Linked DNA regions of Homo sapiens: regions 2, 3 and 4 are each linked to region 1. Evidence: chromatin contacts called from ENCODE Hi-C data. All regions are on one chromosome and are shown on one strand. Each heading gives the region's core, a stretch centred on a gene start or an enhancer-like site at or near the end of the contact. The rest is flanking DNA. Distances are from core to core; before and after follow the strand shown.

The links. A loop is a pair of places that touch in the nucleus more often than their neighbours do. Pooled maps may share reads with other maps.
Region 2: a loop to region 1 is called in a pooled map, with 12 times the contacts of the local background. The contact joins the promoter of IFFO2 here to the promoter of ECE1-AS1 in region 1. A Hi-C loop is called at or near these places in 9 of 50 pooled maps.
Region 3: a loop to region 1 is called in a pooled map, with 7 times the contacts of the local background. The contact joins the enhancer-like site here to the promoter of ECE1-AS1 in region 1. A Hi-C loop is called at or near these places in 2 of 37 single-sample maps with no recorded cell type and 2 of 50 pooled maps.
Region 4: a loop to region 1 is called in a pooled map, with 28 times the contacts of the local background. The contact joins the promoter of E2F2 here to the promoter of ECE1-AS1 in region 1. A Hi-C loop is called at or near these places in 2 of 37 single-sample maps with no recorded cell type and 8 of 50 pooled maps.

What each region holds. Positions count from the first base shown.
Region 1 is chr1:21,291,143-21,295,360 of GRCh38, reverse strand. ECE1-AS1 (ECE1 antisense RNA 1) reads right to left here and starts at 2,071. Exons shown (of 3, transcript NR_038404.1): 1 at 1,618-2,071; 2 at 1,151-1,427. It also overlaps a transcript of ECE1 not described here. RefSeq lists enhancers at 495-654, 1-1,193, 2,035-2,124.
Region 2 is chr1:18,954,527-18,958,372 of GRCh38, reverse strand. IFFO2 (intermediate filament family orphan 2) reads left to right here and starts at 1,697. Exons shown (of 9, transcript NM_001136265.2): 1 at 1,697-2,705. The coding sequence starts at 2,041. RefSeq lists silencers at 1,515-1,684, 2,255-2,514, 2,755-2,944.
Region 3 is chr1:23,718,266-23,722,733 of GRCh38, reverse strand. No RefSeq gene overlaps it. Among named protein-coding and RNA genes, the nearest start is that of ELOA, 23 kb to the left of the region's middle. Within about 2 kb of position 1,998, at least 5 of the 41 ENCODE cell types and tissues checked have a DNase peak (open chromatin) inside an H3K27ac peak, as active enhancers do.
Region 4 is chr1:23,529,492-23,533,341 of GRCh38, reverse strand. E2F2 (E2F transcription factor 2) reads left to right here and starts at 2,109. Exons shown (of 7, transcript NM_004091.4): 1 at 2,109-2,800. The coding sequence starts at 2,549. RefSeq lists silencers at 1,878-2,017, 2,555-2,703.

The DNA.
Region 1 (4,218 bases), core at 822-3,321:
TTGTTTTTGTTTTTTTGAGACAGGGTTTTGCTGTGTTTCCCAGGCTGGTCTTGAACTCCTGGCCTCAAACAATCCTCCGGCCTGGGTCTCCCCAGGTGCTGGGATTGCAGGCATGAGTCACCATGCCCAGCCAAGCACTTTATCTATATTAACTCATTTAAGTGTCACCACAGTCCTATGAGGGAGGTACTATTGTTATCATCATCCTCCTCATTTGACAGATGAGTACTGAGGCACAGAGAGGCTGAGTCACTTGCTCAGGGTCACAGAGTTGGGAAGTTCAGACTGGGGATCTGAAATGAGGTTTAGATCCAGAGATTTTACCCACTACATTATAGCATCTGTGAAATATAAGTGTTTAGCTACCAGATAATATGAGTGTGTTTTAGATGACATGTAAAGATTGAACAGATCCCAGCCAATTACCAGCACCAAAAGTAGTAACTGATGGGGACTTCGGCCACAAAGGGCAGCGTCTCTAAGGAGCTGAGGCTTAGAGACAATGTGAAAGTAGCTGTGGAGGGTGTGGCTCAGTCCCAGGCCTCAGAATTTCACATGTGGGGCTTCCCTTTTCCACCTCATCACCCCAAGATGACTTAACAATCCCCCGCCTTTGGCCAACCAAACGCAAGAGCCATATGAGTGACTAATGTCGTCTGGGCAAAGGGGGTCATGCCCAGGTGCTACCAGGCCAGGAGGCTTTTGTCGCCAGAAACCTGTGCGTGTTTATATTTCTCGTTTCTGCTCACCACAGGCCTTTGATTTACAAGGGTGGAGTTTCCAGAGCTGGGCACTGTTGCACCTTCATCTGGCTGTCATCACTTCCTCTGTGCAGCTGGGGCACCGGGGACTGAGGACGGGGCAGTCCACAGGGAGCTGTGGTTCCACCCCTTCACTCTTGGTTTCTGCCAGGCCCTCCTCTTGAACACTAGACCCAGATTCAACCCAGATTTCTCCTCCACGGCTGCACAGTGCCAGGAAGGGAACTGAGAAGACCAAAGTGGAGGTTCTTTACCTTCCCCAACACACTCGGGGCCAGGCGTGGCACCCACAACTGCAAATGAGACAATTAGGGAGAATAAGTGCTGGCTGCCCTGTCAGCCCAGAGCCTCAGTCTGCCCAGGGCACCCAGACTCTGTGAGGTTCCCACCTGAAGAAGCAGTTCCATCTTCCACAAGGAGCACAGGACCAAGAGTCCAGGACCCAGGTTCGAGGCCCAGCTCTACCACTTTCTCGCCGCGGGGCTCGGGTTCTCTGGAGGCAGCGTAATGGAGTCAGTGGGTTTGGCAAGGGGAAGATTCGCATTATGGCTCCCTCAGTCTCCAGGCAGGTGACTCAGGGCTGGGGGGAGGTCCTTTCTCCTCTCTGACCCTTGGTCATCTCATTTGTAAAGCGGAGGTGATGATTCTCATCTCAGGGACGAGGCACTGTGGGGTTAGGAGAGAATTTGTCAAGTGGCATGGTTGGTTTTTGGTCTGTCTAGGCCCCTCCCCCTCTCTGTAAGCTGGAAGCGGTACTTGTGAGGCTGAGGCTCTAGGTGGGTGTGGGGAGCCATTGGGGTAGTGAATGGAAGGCCCTGGGCGAAGGGCCCCAGGCAGCTGTTGAAATGTCACTCACCCACTGTGGACTTCCCACCAAGCAGAGCCCGCCAAGCCTTTCCCGTCTGAGGTGGGTTCAGTTTCACTACCGGGCTGAGGCAGGCATCTCAGGAAGGGGCCCTCGGCTTTTGTGTGCTGAAAAATAACCAGGCTCCATCTCTGCTGATTTCTGCTTGGGAGTTCCGTGAGCTTCCTGCATCATCTGTCCACAGACAGGCTGCCGCAGGGTGGACATCAGAGTCCCTGGGGTGGCTTCCGGCCTCCCTCCCTTGCCTCCCGCCTTTGCTCAAACATCTGTAGAGGCTCCAGCCCCAGACTAAGCCCTTAAGGAGACAGGGTCCCGTGAGACCCAGCCTCTGCCATCAGGGTTCTCCTGTCTAAAATGCTGTGTGCCTCAGTAAAAGGCAGCATGGGGTAGGGTGGCTGTGTGGGGACACAGAGCCAGGGACCAAATGCTGTCTGGGGTCCCTGGAGGGTGGTCAGGAGAGCTTGCCAGAAGGGGGAAATCTCTGAAATGAGACAGAAGGAGGAGGAGCCATCGCTTAACCACACCTGGGCGAGTTAACTTCCCCAAGCCTCAGTTTCATTCTCTGTAAAAGGAACCAGTGATACCTGCTTCTGAGGGAAGGGTGAGAAGCTTAAAAGAGATGGTATAAAAGAACTGACAAATCCCGTACACCAGCCGGGTGAATCCCTTACACCACCCACATGCCCCGGGGAGATGTTCTGTGAACTGAACTTCTTTTTCAAAAGTCTTTTCCTCTGGCAATCGACACCTGGTAACGTAGTGTAACCAAGTGTCCTGTTCTAGAAAAAGCCCAGCTGCAACCCAGCAGTAAGTGAAGCAGCCTCAGAGTCCCCTCTCTCTCTGGGATGGGTAATGGAAACTCCTCCACCCAGTGGGAGTGAGGCAGAAGTCTCCAGAATTCAGAGCTTTCCCATGCACCCTGCCTCCCCAGGGCCTGTGACCTTTAGATGTGTTCCCTGTTTCTGTAGGCATTATGAAGTTAGATGCAGGAGAGTTCTTGAGAACTTGAAGGCACTTCCCCTCTACTTGTCCCCCCTTTGATTTTAACAACCGTTTGTTGAGCACCTACTCTGTGCCGGGTGATGGAGAGTCTCTGTTGGACAGGCCAGACAAGGTCCCAGCCCCAGTAAAGCTGTGGATTCTGGAGAGGGACAGAGACAGTGATGATAAAGACATGGAAACAAAACAGTCTGCAACAAGTACTGTAAAGGAAAACAAACAGGATGCTGTAACAGAGAATTTGGGGGACTGCTTAGGGTTCCTGGGACATTTGAGGAGCTGGTAGGCTGAGATCTGAAGTTGGAGCTGACCATGGGAAGAGTAGAGAGGAGGAAAAAATGTTCCAGATAGAGACAACAGCAGCTACAAAGGTCTTGGGGGAAGAAGAAACTTGTAGAAACTGAGGAGTTGTGTGAGGAGGTTGGTGGGGGAGGGGGCGCTGGCAGCACAAGATGAGGGCCCAGAGTGGGCAGGGGCCATGGGGCCTGGTGAAGGGTTTGGATTTCATTCCAGGACAGTGGAGGGTTTTTAAGCAAGGGAGTGGTAATATCAGAATTTTTTTTTATTTTATTTATTTACTCAGACAAGATCTTGTTGTGTCGTCCACGCTGGAGTGCAGTGGTGCAATCACAGCTCACTGTAGCCGCCACCTCCTGGCTTCAAGCGATTCTCCCACCTAAGCCTCCCAAGTAGCTGGGACTACAGGCGCATACCACCACGTCCTGCTAATTAAAAATATATAATATATAAATATATATATATATATTTTCTTTTTGTAGAGATGGGGTCCGTGTTGCCCAGGCTGGCCTAGAATTAGACTCAAGTGATCTCCTGCCTCAGCCTCCCAAAGTGCTGGGATTACAGGTGTGAACCACTGAACCCAGCCAGATTTCTGTGGTTTGTTTGTTTGAGATGGAGTCTCACTCTGTCACCCAGGCTAGAGTACAGTGGCACAATCTCAGCTCACTGCAACCTCGACCTCCTGGGTTCAAGCGATTCTTCTGCCTCAGCCTCCTGAGTAGCTAGGATTACAGATGCATGCCACCAGGCCCAGCTGATTTTTTGTATTTTTAGTAGAGATGGGGTTTCATCATGTTGGCCAGGCTGGTCTTGAACTCCTGACCTCAAGTGATCTACCCAACTTGGCCTCCCAAAGTGTTGGGATTACAGGCGCGAGCGAGCCATGGTGCCTGGCCTCAGCCAGATTTCATTTTAAAGGCTCATCCTGGCTGCTGAGGGGGCTGTCAGAGGGCAGGAGTGGAAGCCAGGAGACCATCTGGAGCCATTGCCCTCACTGTCCCTGTGACGTCAGGCCCCTCACCCCTCTAAACCTGTTTATTCACACATATGTGTGACTGTGAGAATCAAATTTGGAATGAGCAGAAATGCACTTTGCAAAGCTGAAAAGTACGCATAAATGCAGGGATTCCCGCCTTGCTAGAAGCGGAGAGTCCTTTGGAAATCTGCTGGGTTAGACCTCTCTGGGGTTCTTGGTTGGGACAGTGCTGGGCCTGAGTCCCTAACTGAACACCTCATATCCGAGAGAGCCCCCTTTCCCTGCCTAGGGTTATAGGAGAGGGCTCAGGGGCTGGG
Region 2 (3,846 bases), core at 448-2,947, 2.3 Mb after region 1:
TGATTCCTTAGGTTAGATAAACAAGAACATCATCAAGAGACGAGAGAACGAAGAGTAAAGGGCAGTGTCCAGACTGGGTTGGGTTAAGCAGAGAAAGGTTTCTAGATGAGTGAGTTTCAGAGCTGGGTGTTTAAGGTGAGTCCGTGTTGGCAGGAAGCAAGGAACTGTGGTTGAGGGAAGGAACTATGGGGAAGGTTTGCTTTTGTGGCTAAATCAAAAACACAGCAGACTAACATCACAGCCACATCACTCCAGGGCAAGCCCGTGTCTCCTTTGTCACCAAGAACACCAAGGCATTGTCCATGTAAGACAGTGTGCCTGTCCTCAAGCTTACATACAAAGAGACAAAACAAACACAAAAGTTAATAACAAGACAAAAATTAAACTGCTAGTAAAAAATGCAGTCGGAAGTATCTGAAACATGCCACATATCTGGTTAAGTGCATACAATGCAAGCCACAGGCGTTCAAAGGTGGGGGTTCAAGGTGGGGGTCACCTCCCCTCTGAGGTTTGCGGTGAGGACCAAATGCGGAAATGGACACGAGGCCCGAGGCCAGCATTGTGGAAGGCCGGTTAGAGCATGCACTTTGGACCATTGTGGCTACTTAACGTCTCAGTGACCTTCTCTGTAAAATGGGGATAATAAATAAGTATGGCGCCTGACATATACTAATGTTTGCAACACGGTTCAGGAGACACCAGAGACTGGAGAACTTGGCCTTTAACGTGGTAGGTGTGAAAACATTTGAATGAATGAATGAATGAATGAATGGGTCCTCGGGTTGCCTCGGTCTGCCCCAGGCGGCCCGCTAAGCCCCATGTCTGTGAAATGAATCCCCAGCTCTCGGGGTCAGCTTCATCTCAGCGTGTGGGTGTGGGTGGTGGGGAGGTGCTGAGCAGCTCAGCAGAGGCGAGGCCCAGGCCGAGTTTGTGGGTGTCATCCCGGGAGGGTCTTGCTCGGCCTCCCCAACCCCCATGCTGCTCGGCTCCTCAGTGGGCGGGGGAACCAGCGGGCTTAGCTGTGCCCGGGCCGATCTCGAGAGGACAAGGCCCGCAGCTAGCATTCGAGGAGCCCACCCCCGGGTCCGCAGCGTGGGGCACGGGCGCCCTCTTATCCCCGAAAGGTCGATCTGGGCCTCCCCAGGCTAGAGTGGGGGTGGGGTGCCGATGCACCTTCGGATACTGTGGTCCCCCAGCCCTTCCAGCCGCGGTCGCGCACATCCGAAGGAATTTGGGGCCAGGGGCATTGCGGGCAGAGAGGACAGAGAAACGGAGCCCTCTCGGCAGGCGACGTGGGAGAGGAGCGCCCTAAAAAGTGGAAAGCGAGCGTTGCCGAGGCTGCTGGCCCCTTTAAGAGGCCCGGCTGGCTCTGCGGCGGTTCCAGCTAACCCGGTCCCTGGTGCAGCTCTGCGGTCCGGGTCCCCCAGCAGAGAATCGGCACCCGGCGGGGAGGCAGGACCAGACGCAGGAGAGGGCGTGGCCCCGCCGGGGAGCTGGGCGGAGTCTATGCTGCGGAGAAAGCGGGAGAACCCGGAGGTGGGCGGAGCCGAGGGTCTGTGGGTGGGGCCCGGCGCTGCGGGCCTCGTGGGGCGGAGCCTCGGGCTCGGGGAACGCCGCAGAGGGAGGAGGGGTGGGCGGGGCCGCGGCGGGGGCGGGGCCAGTGTCTGCAGTGGGCGGGGCCCGCCGCAGAAGGGGCAGTGCCGGCCGAGAGTCCTCTGCGTGCGGCTGCCGCGGCCCCTCCACAGCGTCTCTGACAGCCCGGGCGGTGAGACCCGCGACCCTTCTGGCCCCGCGCAGATACCGCGGCCTCCACCGCGTCCCGAGGAGCGGCCGAGTGCCCTCTCTCGCCTCGGCGCCCGCATCCGGGGCCATCCGTCCTGCCGTCTCTGCGGAGGCCGCATCTGGCGCGCATCTGGAACCGCCCGGCCGGCCGCGCTGGAGCCCGCGCCCACCCTGGCCCGGCCGCGCCGGGAGCCCTGCCCGGAGCTGGAGCCGCACCTGGAGCCGCGGGCCCGGGGCCCTGAGCCGCGCAGCCGGCGCATGGTGAACTCGCTGCTGTTCGGGGAGATGGCCTTGGCCTTCGGCTGCCCGCCGGGCGGCGGCGGCGGGGGCTGCCCTGGCGGGGGCGGCGGCGGCGGCGGGGCAGGGCCGGGTCCGTCGCCGGTGACGGCGGCGCTGCGGGACGACCTGGGCTCCAACATCCACCTCTTGAAGGGGCTCAACGTGCGCTTCCGCTGCTTCCTGGCTAAGGTGCACGAGCTGGAGCGGCGCAACCGGCTGCTGGAGAAGCAGCTGGAGCAGCAGCAGAGCGAGCGCGAGCGGCGGCTGCGCTACAAGACCTTCTCCCGCGAGCAGGCCGTGCAGACCGGGCCCGAGTTGCTGCGGCCCCCGGCGCCCGGCGGCGGGCACGGCCTCAGCAGTGGCGCGGCGGCCGGCGCCAACGCCAATGCCGTGGCCCTGGGCGGCCTGCCCCCCGGCGGCGGCTCGCACCCGCAGCACTACGGCCGCCTGCCCGGGACCATCTGGAGCTACACGCAGGTGCGGCGCACGGGCGGCGGCGGCGTGGAGACCGTGCAGGGCCCCGGCGTGTCGTGGGTGCACCCCGACGGCGTGGGCGTGCAGATCGACACCATCACGCCGGAGATCCGCGCGCTCTACAACGTGCTGGCCAAGGTGAAGCGCGAGCGCGACGAGTATAAGCGGAGGTGAGTGGCCGCCCCTCCCCCGCCGCCCTGGGACGGGGCGCCCAGGTCCAGGCTGCCGCGGAATGCGTATGCGGGACGGGGGCCGGGCGGGCAGCTGGTACTGGCAGGTGGGCTGGAAGCTGTGTTTGCAGAGCGTCTTACGTACGCCAGGAAGGCCCAGTTATCTAGATCCCAGGATGGGGGCGGGCGCTGGCTACCGTGGGGGCCACCTCGATGCTGTCACTGGTGAGGCACATTGTTTTCTAGGTGACATAATAACTGTCTGTGTTTTATGCGATCTCATTTAATTCTCAGCACAATACAGCGTATTGTGTAAGGCAGTCTTATCCTCATCTCGCAGATGAGGAAACCGAGGTGCAGAAATGCTAAGTGATTTGCCTAAGGTGGCTTGGCGAGTAAGTGGTGAAACCGGGATTTCAACCAGAGATTTTAACCACTCCTGGCTAGTCTGTCTCCTAGCATAAGTATTTTTACCAAGGAAGTAGGAAATATGCTCCCCTCCCTCAACATATGAAAAGAAAAACTCTAACCAACCCACTGCCTTTTTATTTCTTGAATTAAATGAGATCACGTTTTTGAAAATGGATGGATCTGCCCCTACCCCCTGGGGCCAGTGTCTGCCGTCTTGCTCCAGCTCTGTAAGGTCCAGCTTGCTGGGTTGGATAACCACAACTACAACAGACTGCTCACAAGCTTTTATAAAATGCCTCCTTTCATCCCTCTTCTCCCCACTCCCTGAGTCTCATGGTTTATTGAGCCCTAACAAACTCAGCCTTAAAAGCCCCCAGGAGAAGATAATGTTGGGCTGGAGACTGGACATTGAATGGACTGAGACCACAATCTCTGGCTAGAACTGGGGTCCAGACTCTGCAAGACTGGCCAGTGCATTCCTGCCTAGCCCAGATTCCCCAGCTGGGAAACTGTCATTGCTTCCTGTCTGCAGTCTGGCCGACAATACTGTCTGCTTGGCTTTCCGATAAGAGGAGAGGGGTCTCCTATCCTCCTCCTCTTCCCATAAGAGAAGAAGGGTCTGTCTTTGGCATCTCAGGCCTGGCTGGGGAAGGGGCCCTCTGGCCCTGGCAATCGCTGTTCCAGGCACAGGCAGCCTTCCATTCGGAGCTATTGGCTCTGAACTCCAGGG
Region 3 (4,468 bases), core at 749-3,248, 2.4 Mb before region 1:
AAGTCCCCATATCTTAAGAGACTCAGACCAAATGTTTTTAGTTCTTTTTTTTTTTTTTTTTGAGATGGAGTTTTGCTCTTGTTGCCCAGGATGGAGTGCAATGGCACGATCTCAGCCCACCGCAACCTCCACCTCCCGGGTCCAAGCGATTCTCCTGCCTCAGCCTGCCGAGTAGCTGGGATTACAGGCACGTGCCACCATGCTCGGCTAATTTTGTATTTTCAGTAGAGACAGGATTTCTCCATATTGGTCAGGCTGGTCTCGAACTCCTTACCTCAGGTGATCTGCCCACCTTAGCCTCCTAAAGTGTATTACAGGCATGAGCCACTGCGCCCAGCATTTTTTTTTTTTTAAGACAGAGTCTTGCTCTGTCACCCAGGCTAGAGTGCAGTGGCACGATCTCAGCTCACTGCAACCTCCGCATCCCAGGTTCAAGCGATTCTTGTGCCTCAGCCTCTTGAGTAGCTGGGATTACAGGCGCCCGCCACTGCGCCCGGCTAATTTTTGTATTTTTAGTAGAGATGGGGTTTCACCATCTTGGCCAGGCTGGCCTCGAACCCCTGACCTCGTGATCCACCTGCCTCAGCCTCCCAAAGTGCTGGGATTACAGGAGTGAGCCACCACGCCCAGCCCATGTCATTCTTTTTCTTTTTTGAGACAAGGTCTTGCTGCCACTTAGGCTGCAGTGCAGTGGTGTGATCACAGCTCACTGCAGCCTCAACCTCCCACCTACCTCCCAAGTAGCTGGGACTACAGGTGCATGCCACCATGCCCACCTTATTTTTTTATTTTTTGTAGAGATGGGGTTTCACTATGTTGCTCAGGCTGGTCTCGAACTCCTGGGCTCAAGCAATCTGCCTGCCTCAGCCTCTCAAAGTGCTGGGATTACAGGCATGAGCCACAGTGCCTAGCCTGTCATTCATCATTCTTTTTTTTTTTTTTTTTTTTTTTGAGATGGAGTCTCGCTTTGTCACCCAGGCTGGATAGCAGTGGTGCAATCTCAGCTCACAGTAACCTCTGCCTCCTGGGTTCAAGCGATTCTCCTGCCTTAGCCTCCCGAGTAGCTGGGATTATAGGCACACACCACCACGCCCAGCTAATTTTTGTATTTTTAGTAGAGACATCGTTTCACCATGTTGGCCAGGCTGGTCTCGAACTCCTGAACTCAAGTGATCTGCCCACCTCGGCCTCCCAAAGTGCTGAGATTACAGGTGTAAGCCACCGTGCCTGGCCCTGTCATTCATTCTTTCAGCAAAAATTTACTAAGCATCTACTATGTGCCACGTGCCTTGCTTGCACTGATGTGCCTGGTACATAGGCACAGTATGAACAGTAACATTTAGGCCCCTCATAAAGCCTACAGCCTGTTAGGGTCAATGAGGCTCTTAGTGTTTTTTGGGTTTTTTTTTTTTTTTTTTTTTTTTTGAGATAGAGTCTCTTGCCCAGGCTGGAGTGCAGTGGCACAATCTCGGCTCACTGCAACTTCCACCTCCCAGGTTCAAGCGATTCTCCTGTCTCAGCCTCCCGAGTAGCTGGAATTACAGATGTGTGCCACCATGCCTGGCTAATTTTTTTTCTATTTTTAGGAGAGATGGGGTTTCACCATGTTGGCCAGGCTGGTCTCGAACTCCTGACCTCAGGTGATCCACCTGCCTTGGCCTCCCAAAGTGCTGGGATTACAGGCATGAGCCACCATTCCTGGGCTGAGGCTCTTAGTGTTTTTTTTGTTTGTTTGCTTTTTTTTTTTTTTTTTTTTTTTTTTTGTGGCTCTTAGTGTTTTAAGCCTTACTTCTGGCCCCTCTCACCTCTTACTCTTTGTTCTAGTCATCATGACAGAGTTGGGATTTCCCAAACTTGCCCCATTGCAGCCTCAGGGTCTATAAATATGCCAACCCAAAATTCCAGCCCTCAGCCTCCTGGCCTCATTAAGACTCAGTTTGAGAATCACTTCCTCTGAGCAGCCTGTACCTAACCCCACCCCAGATCTGCCCCAGATTATCGTGCACCCATCACTGGAGGAGTCTCTCGTGTGGTCGTCACTGTCCATTTCTTTGTGTGATGTCCTCACTAGACTGTGAGCTCCTTGCAAGCAGGGACTGTGACTAAACCATCTCTGTATCCCTGCTGGGGGCACTAACTAGCTGGTGAACCCATAAGTACGTGGACTTGAACGGCCCAGTGGAGGGTCTGTATGAGAGGTATCCGCATAGGGCAATACACGGTGTGAGAGAAGAACTGCAGCTTCAGAAGGGCTAGGAGGCCAGGTTCTCAGCAGGAGTTTCCAGAGCACATAGCCTGTAACCACCAGGAAACAGGCAGAGATACAGAGCCTCGAAGCTGAGAAAGACAGTGCCTTACTTCTCCTTGAAGAGGGGCCTTGTGTGGTGAAAGTAACACATCTGTGTTCTAATTTGACTCCTCACCGGCTATGTGACTTTGGGTTAGACGGACCTCTAATATTTGCATGGCTGATGGCAAAAGTGTATACAGAGGCCCACATACCATTTATCTAAATATTTAAAAGTTAAAAACTAACAAACCATTAAATACAGTTTTTACTCTATCCTATCCTATTCTGTTCTCTTACTTCGATGAATATACCTTCATAATGACCTGGGGCTAGGTTTAAATTTAACATTCTCAGATTCCTAAGAGTTCTTGGGGATGTGGTGGCACAAGGAGAACTAGCCCCTAACCTACATGCTGTTCTTCCCACCTGCATTAGGCAGAATAATGTCCCCTCCCCACCCCAGGTGTCCACACCCTGATCCCAGGAACCTGTGAATATGTTATCTTACATGGCAAGGGGGAATTAAAATTGCTAATCAGGCCAAGCATGGTGGCTCACACCTGTAATCCCAGCACTTTGGGAGGCCGAGGCAGGAGGATCACTTGAACTCAGAGGTTTGAGACCAGCCTGGGCAACATTGCAAGACCTCATTTCAATTTATATTACAAATTTATTTATTTTAATACAATAAAAATTGCTAATCAGCTGACCTCAAGATAGGGAGATTATCCTGGATTATTGAGGTAGCCCAAAATAATCACAAGGGTGCTTCTAAGTGAAAGCGAGAAGCATGAGTCAGAGTCAGAGAAGATGTGATGACAGAGGCAAAGGCTGGAGTGATGGGATTGCTGGCTTTGAAGGTGGCCACCAGCCAAGGAACACAGGTGGCCTCTAGAAGCTGGAAAAGGCAAGCAAACAGATTCTCCCTGGAGCCTCAGGAAGGACACAGCCATGGCTATACCTTGATTATAGCCCAGTGAGACCCATTTTGGACCTCTGGCCTCCATAAATGTCAGATAGTAAGTTTGCGGTAATTTTTTTACAGCAGAAATAGGAAATGAATACACTGCCTTAGTCTCTGTCCTGCACCACAGGGCCTCACGTTCAGCCCAGGGGTCACACCAGCTCCTAAGTGCAAAGTCACACTCACAGACAGATGCCCCTTGGCCACCCCTTGGGCCTAGGGGTACACACACCAGTGTTCTGGGGAGGAGGGACCCAGGGAAGAGGCTCTGGAAAACAGCAGGGAAATCTGGGGTTGTGACATGTGTAGCATGGTCTAGAAAGGGGTATGGGCTTAGGGTTGGCACAGCTCCTAGGCTGCACGGCCTCCTCACCTGCTCACTTGGGGTAAATGGCTTCACCTCCCTGAGCCTCATCTGTAAAATCAACCATGTGGATCATTATTGAGCACATCATCTGAGCCAAGTGTCCTACTTAGTATCAGAGATTTGAGAATGCCTCATCCTTGTCCTCAAGGAACTCATCTCCTAGTAATTCTGACCTCACAGGGCTTCTACCCAAGAAGGGAATGGTAGGTAAAGCAGCTGACACATAGAAACCCCTCAATAAACTTTATTTTCCATTCCTTTCTACTTAACCAAATCAAGGGGCTTACCAATTAAAAATAAAAATCCCTTGCCCAAACTCTTTGATGGATTCCATCTGCTCCTAGGAGGGGCCTAAAATCCTTTGCAAGCCCAACCTCCACCCCACTCTGTGTTCCACATACAAACCTTGTAATTCCTCAACTCCACCAAAGGGGCGCTCCTGCTTCTGGCCTTCGCCTTGCTGTTCCTGCTGCCTGGAATGTCTTGTCTTCCACAAACACCCACCCCTTCTCACCAAGCTTTCTCTTTCAGGGCTTAGTTGAAATGCCATTCTCCTGGTGAAGCCCTTCTCGGTTTCAGAACCCCACTAACCTGAGCAGGTTTACCTGCCATCTTCTCTCCCAACACCAGATAGGACTCTCTGTAGCACTGACCATGATGGCTATTATATGACTACTATTTGTATTACCTTTTGTTGGTTAAATATAAAATGAATTTATTTTCATAATTTTAAATTTCATGTTCTTCAAGACAAAGTCTCAAATGTATTATTTTTGTGTTGTGGTAAAATAAATACATATATCTAACATTTAGCTATGCCATTCAGTCAGTGGCATTCTGTAGATCC
Region 4 (3,850 bases), core at 860-3,359, 2.2 Mb before region 1:
TCTCCTATTCTTTGCAGCCAGGCAGATGAGTGAATCATAATCAGTATTTATTACCTGCCTTCTGCACTCCAAGCCAGGCCCTAGATGCTAAGGGGCATTCTAGAGAGATCTGACCTAGATTCTTGAAGGAGCATAGAACCTAACTGATAAACAAGGTATGAAAACGAAGCCTTGTTTTGTTGAGGTAGAACACACTAAGGGTCCCAAGAGGGTAAGAGCCATTCTGGCTGAGAGGAAGCAGGCAGGGGAGGCTTCTTGGAGGAGGTGAGATTTAAGCTGGCCCTCAAAGGACCAAAAAGGACCAATGAGATACGTAGACTAGAGTAAAAGGGTCTTATGCACTGGAGATAAGGTCAGAGATGTGACCGGGAGCGGTGACTCACACCTGTAATCCCAGCACTTTGGGAGGCCAAGTAGGGCGGATTGCCTGAGGTCAGGAGTCCGAGACCAGCGTGGCCAACATGGTGAAACCCTGCCTCTACTGAAAATACAAAAATTAGCCAGGCATGGTGGCTGGCGCCTGTAATCCCAGCTACTCGGGAGGCTGAGGCAGGAGACTCACTTGAACCTGAGGCAGGAGAATTGCACCGCTGCACTCCAACCTGGTGACAGAGTGAGACTCTGTCTAAAAAAAAAAAGTCAGAGATATAACAACAGCTGCCAATTCTTGAGGCTCCTTATGATCCAGGTTCTGTGATGAAAGCTTTATATGCATTATCTCATGAGATTTCCTCATGATCATATGAGGTAAGTGCTATTAGGAGGAGAAAATCAAGGATCAAGGATCAGAGAATTTACAAAATTTGCCTTGGTCACACAATGAATAATAAAGTGTCTGGGCCTGGGTTTGAATTCGGGGCTGTTGGCTACAAAGCCTGGGCTCTTAATCATCATGGGTTATTGCCACCTTGGCCTCAACCATCTAATGAGGAATTAAGCTGTGGACTGTCTCTGGAGGGCTTTGAATGCCAAGGCTCAGACTTGCATAAAAATCACACAGCACCAGGCAAGAAATCAGACCTGAAATCTAGCAGCAGCTTCTAGCAACTTTTTACCACTCACTACCCAAGTTTGCTTCTCTGAGCCTCTCTAAACCGGAGTGATGAGGAATGTATTATCAGCAATGAAGGTTTTTGAATGAGGCAGAGAGGCTCTTGTGACAAAAGGATTGTTTAAAAGAAACCTAGAGATGTTCAAACATTTACTGAGTATTGGGTCCTAATAATACAACTGTGAACAAGACAAAGCTCTGCAGTGGGACTCTGACCCTGCTGTGCCCCCAGGCAGCTTGGGAGAGTAGAAGAACCCCTTAACTGGAAAAACAAGGGCTCCAGAGCTGGGACCTGTCCCAGATTCTGTTGCCAGCTCTCAAATCAGGGAATCTCTCTGTATGACCTTGGGCAAGTTACCCAGCCTTTCAGACTGTCAGTCTTTATCATGGGGATCATCATTCCTCTTCCCAGGATTGTTGGAATAAATTAACTAAAACAACGCTTGTAAGGATCTAGCATGGTGCCTGGCATCCTGTAGGCGCTGAATAGATGTTAGTTTTCCCTACAAAGAAGTAGACTAGTTTGCCTCCGTCCCTCACCCCTCTGCCATTAAAGGGAACAGGTTCCTGGCCTTCATTTTAGCAGGAAAGGGGATATGAATGCACATGTGCTAGCTAAGCAACAATGCAAACTAACAAAAGGGCCTGTGGCCTGGGGAATACACTGCTGGGTCTGGGCTCAGGCTGGGACCCCGCGCCAAAATGTTTCCCTTCAATCCCAGGGAATCCGGGCCCATTTCTCGGGGCGCTGTGCACTGCTCTGGCCGCCTCTGCACTGTGAATCCCGGAACCACCCTCTGTCTCCGTCTCGCCGGCTGCTAACTAGCGCGGCCGGCGGCTGGCGGCACCAACAGCAGGTGTGGCTGCCCCTTTAAGCAGCGAAGCTAGTGTTGCAATCGCCGCCTCGAGGACGCGTTCTTTCCGGGGGGGGGGGGGGGGGTGGAGCCTGTACTGTCGCAGCAGCCAACCGGAGCGCGGCATTTTCCGCGGGAGATCCGAATTTCGCGGCACGACGTTTGGCGCTAAAAAAAAAAAAAAAAGAAGAAAAAAAAGAGGCAGAGAAAGACTCAAGGACTAGAGAGCGAGCCGCAAGGAAGTCGGTGCAGTCGAGACCCCCCTCCCCATCCCAGCGCATCGCGTCTCCGCCGAGCTTGAGGGCACGCCGGGGACCCCTCCCCAGAGCCGGCCGGACCCCAGGTGCCGAGGCCTTGGGGAGCGCGGGGCGTCCCGGGTCGCGGTGCCCTCGGGACGAGACAGCCCCTGGCAGTGCCACCACCGCAGCCGCCGGGCGATCTCCAAGCGGCGATCTCTAAGCGCTGCTCTCTGCTCGGCCGCGGGCCAGGAGGGGAGGGTCCGGCCTTGCCCCGCAGGCGTCCATTGGCGGCTTCCCCCGGCCTCCGCGCCATGCCGCGGGCCGTGTGAAAGGCGGCAGCACCGGAACCCGCAGGTGTCCGCGGGCGCGCCAAGCCCTTTTGGGTAGGGGGCGCCTTACTCGCTATGCTGCAAGGGCCCCGGGCCTTGGCTTCGGCCGCTGGGCAGACCCCGAAGGTGGTGCCCGCGATGAGCCCCACAGAGCTGTGGCCATCCGGCCTCAGCAGCCCCCAGCTCTGCCCAGCTACTGCTACCTACTACACACCGCTGTACCCGCAGACGGCGCCTCCCGCAGCGGCGCCAGGCACCTGCCTCGACGCCACTCCCCACGGACCCGAGGGCCAAGTTGTGCGATGCCTGCCGGCAGGCCGGCTGCCGGTAATGCTGGGGGCCCCCACCGCTTCCCCCTATGCTTTTCCAGGTGTGGGAAAGGAGGGAGGGGTGCCTGAGATCCAGTTTGAGTGGAGCAGGTAGAGTTTTGGGAAGAGGGAAGATGAGCTTTCAGTTTCCAGGACCCAGTGCCCCCAATATCTGAGTAGAAGACCCCTTCATTTTCAGACTTTGGATGAAATAATCTCATCCATTCTAGTGGAGTGGAATGAGCACTGGATTGCGAGTCTGGAGGGAGACCCAACTCACTACTCCCAGTGCACTGTGTGACCTTGGGGAAGTCCATGCAGCCAGCGTTGCCGCCATTCATTCATTACTTCATTGTTTGGCCAGAAACCAGTACTGGGTGCCTGCTATTGTCCAGGCAAAGAGTATGGCCTGGGGACACTGTGGGACTTTGGTAAGACAGAGGGATAGGTCTAGTGGGTCTCTCACATCCAATCTGCCATGGACAGACTCCAAATTGTCCAGCCAGCTCCTGAGATAGCCCCAAGTATCTGCCCTAGGTCCTCCCCCAGGCCCAGTCTTCCCTCCCAGACAGCCATGTAGCAGATACAAATGTGGGCAGCCCCCTTGGGTTCTGTTCAGATTGGCTGCTCTCTCCTCAAGCTCCCAGGCTCGTTGCCAGAGAGGGCCCAAAGTGTAGTGGCACCAGGCTGCCTGCTGACCTGGGCTCAGGGTGTGTTTTGTGGGAGTGGAATTCCTGGAGCCCGTGTGAATCAAAACAACTTTAGGGTGGGGGGTGGAGTGGGAAAAGCCTGGGGGAGTGGAGGTGGTGGTGGTTGAGGAGCCTGGTTTCTGGTGTGACTCTGCCACTAATTCTCTGTGTGTCCTTGGACAAGTCTTGGACCCAGTCTGGGCTTCAGTGTTCTCTCCTTCACAATGCGTGTGTGCACAGGGTGGCTGTGGGGCTAGCTCTTCTCAGCCACATTCAGCTCCAGGTCCTGGGTTTTGGAAGCAGGCTCCAGGGAGAGGAAGGGGGTGTTGTAGGTTTGCTTAGTTGTGAGTTTGGTGAATAAGTTCGGGTACAGGGATAAG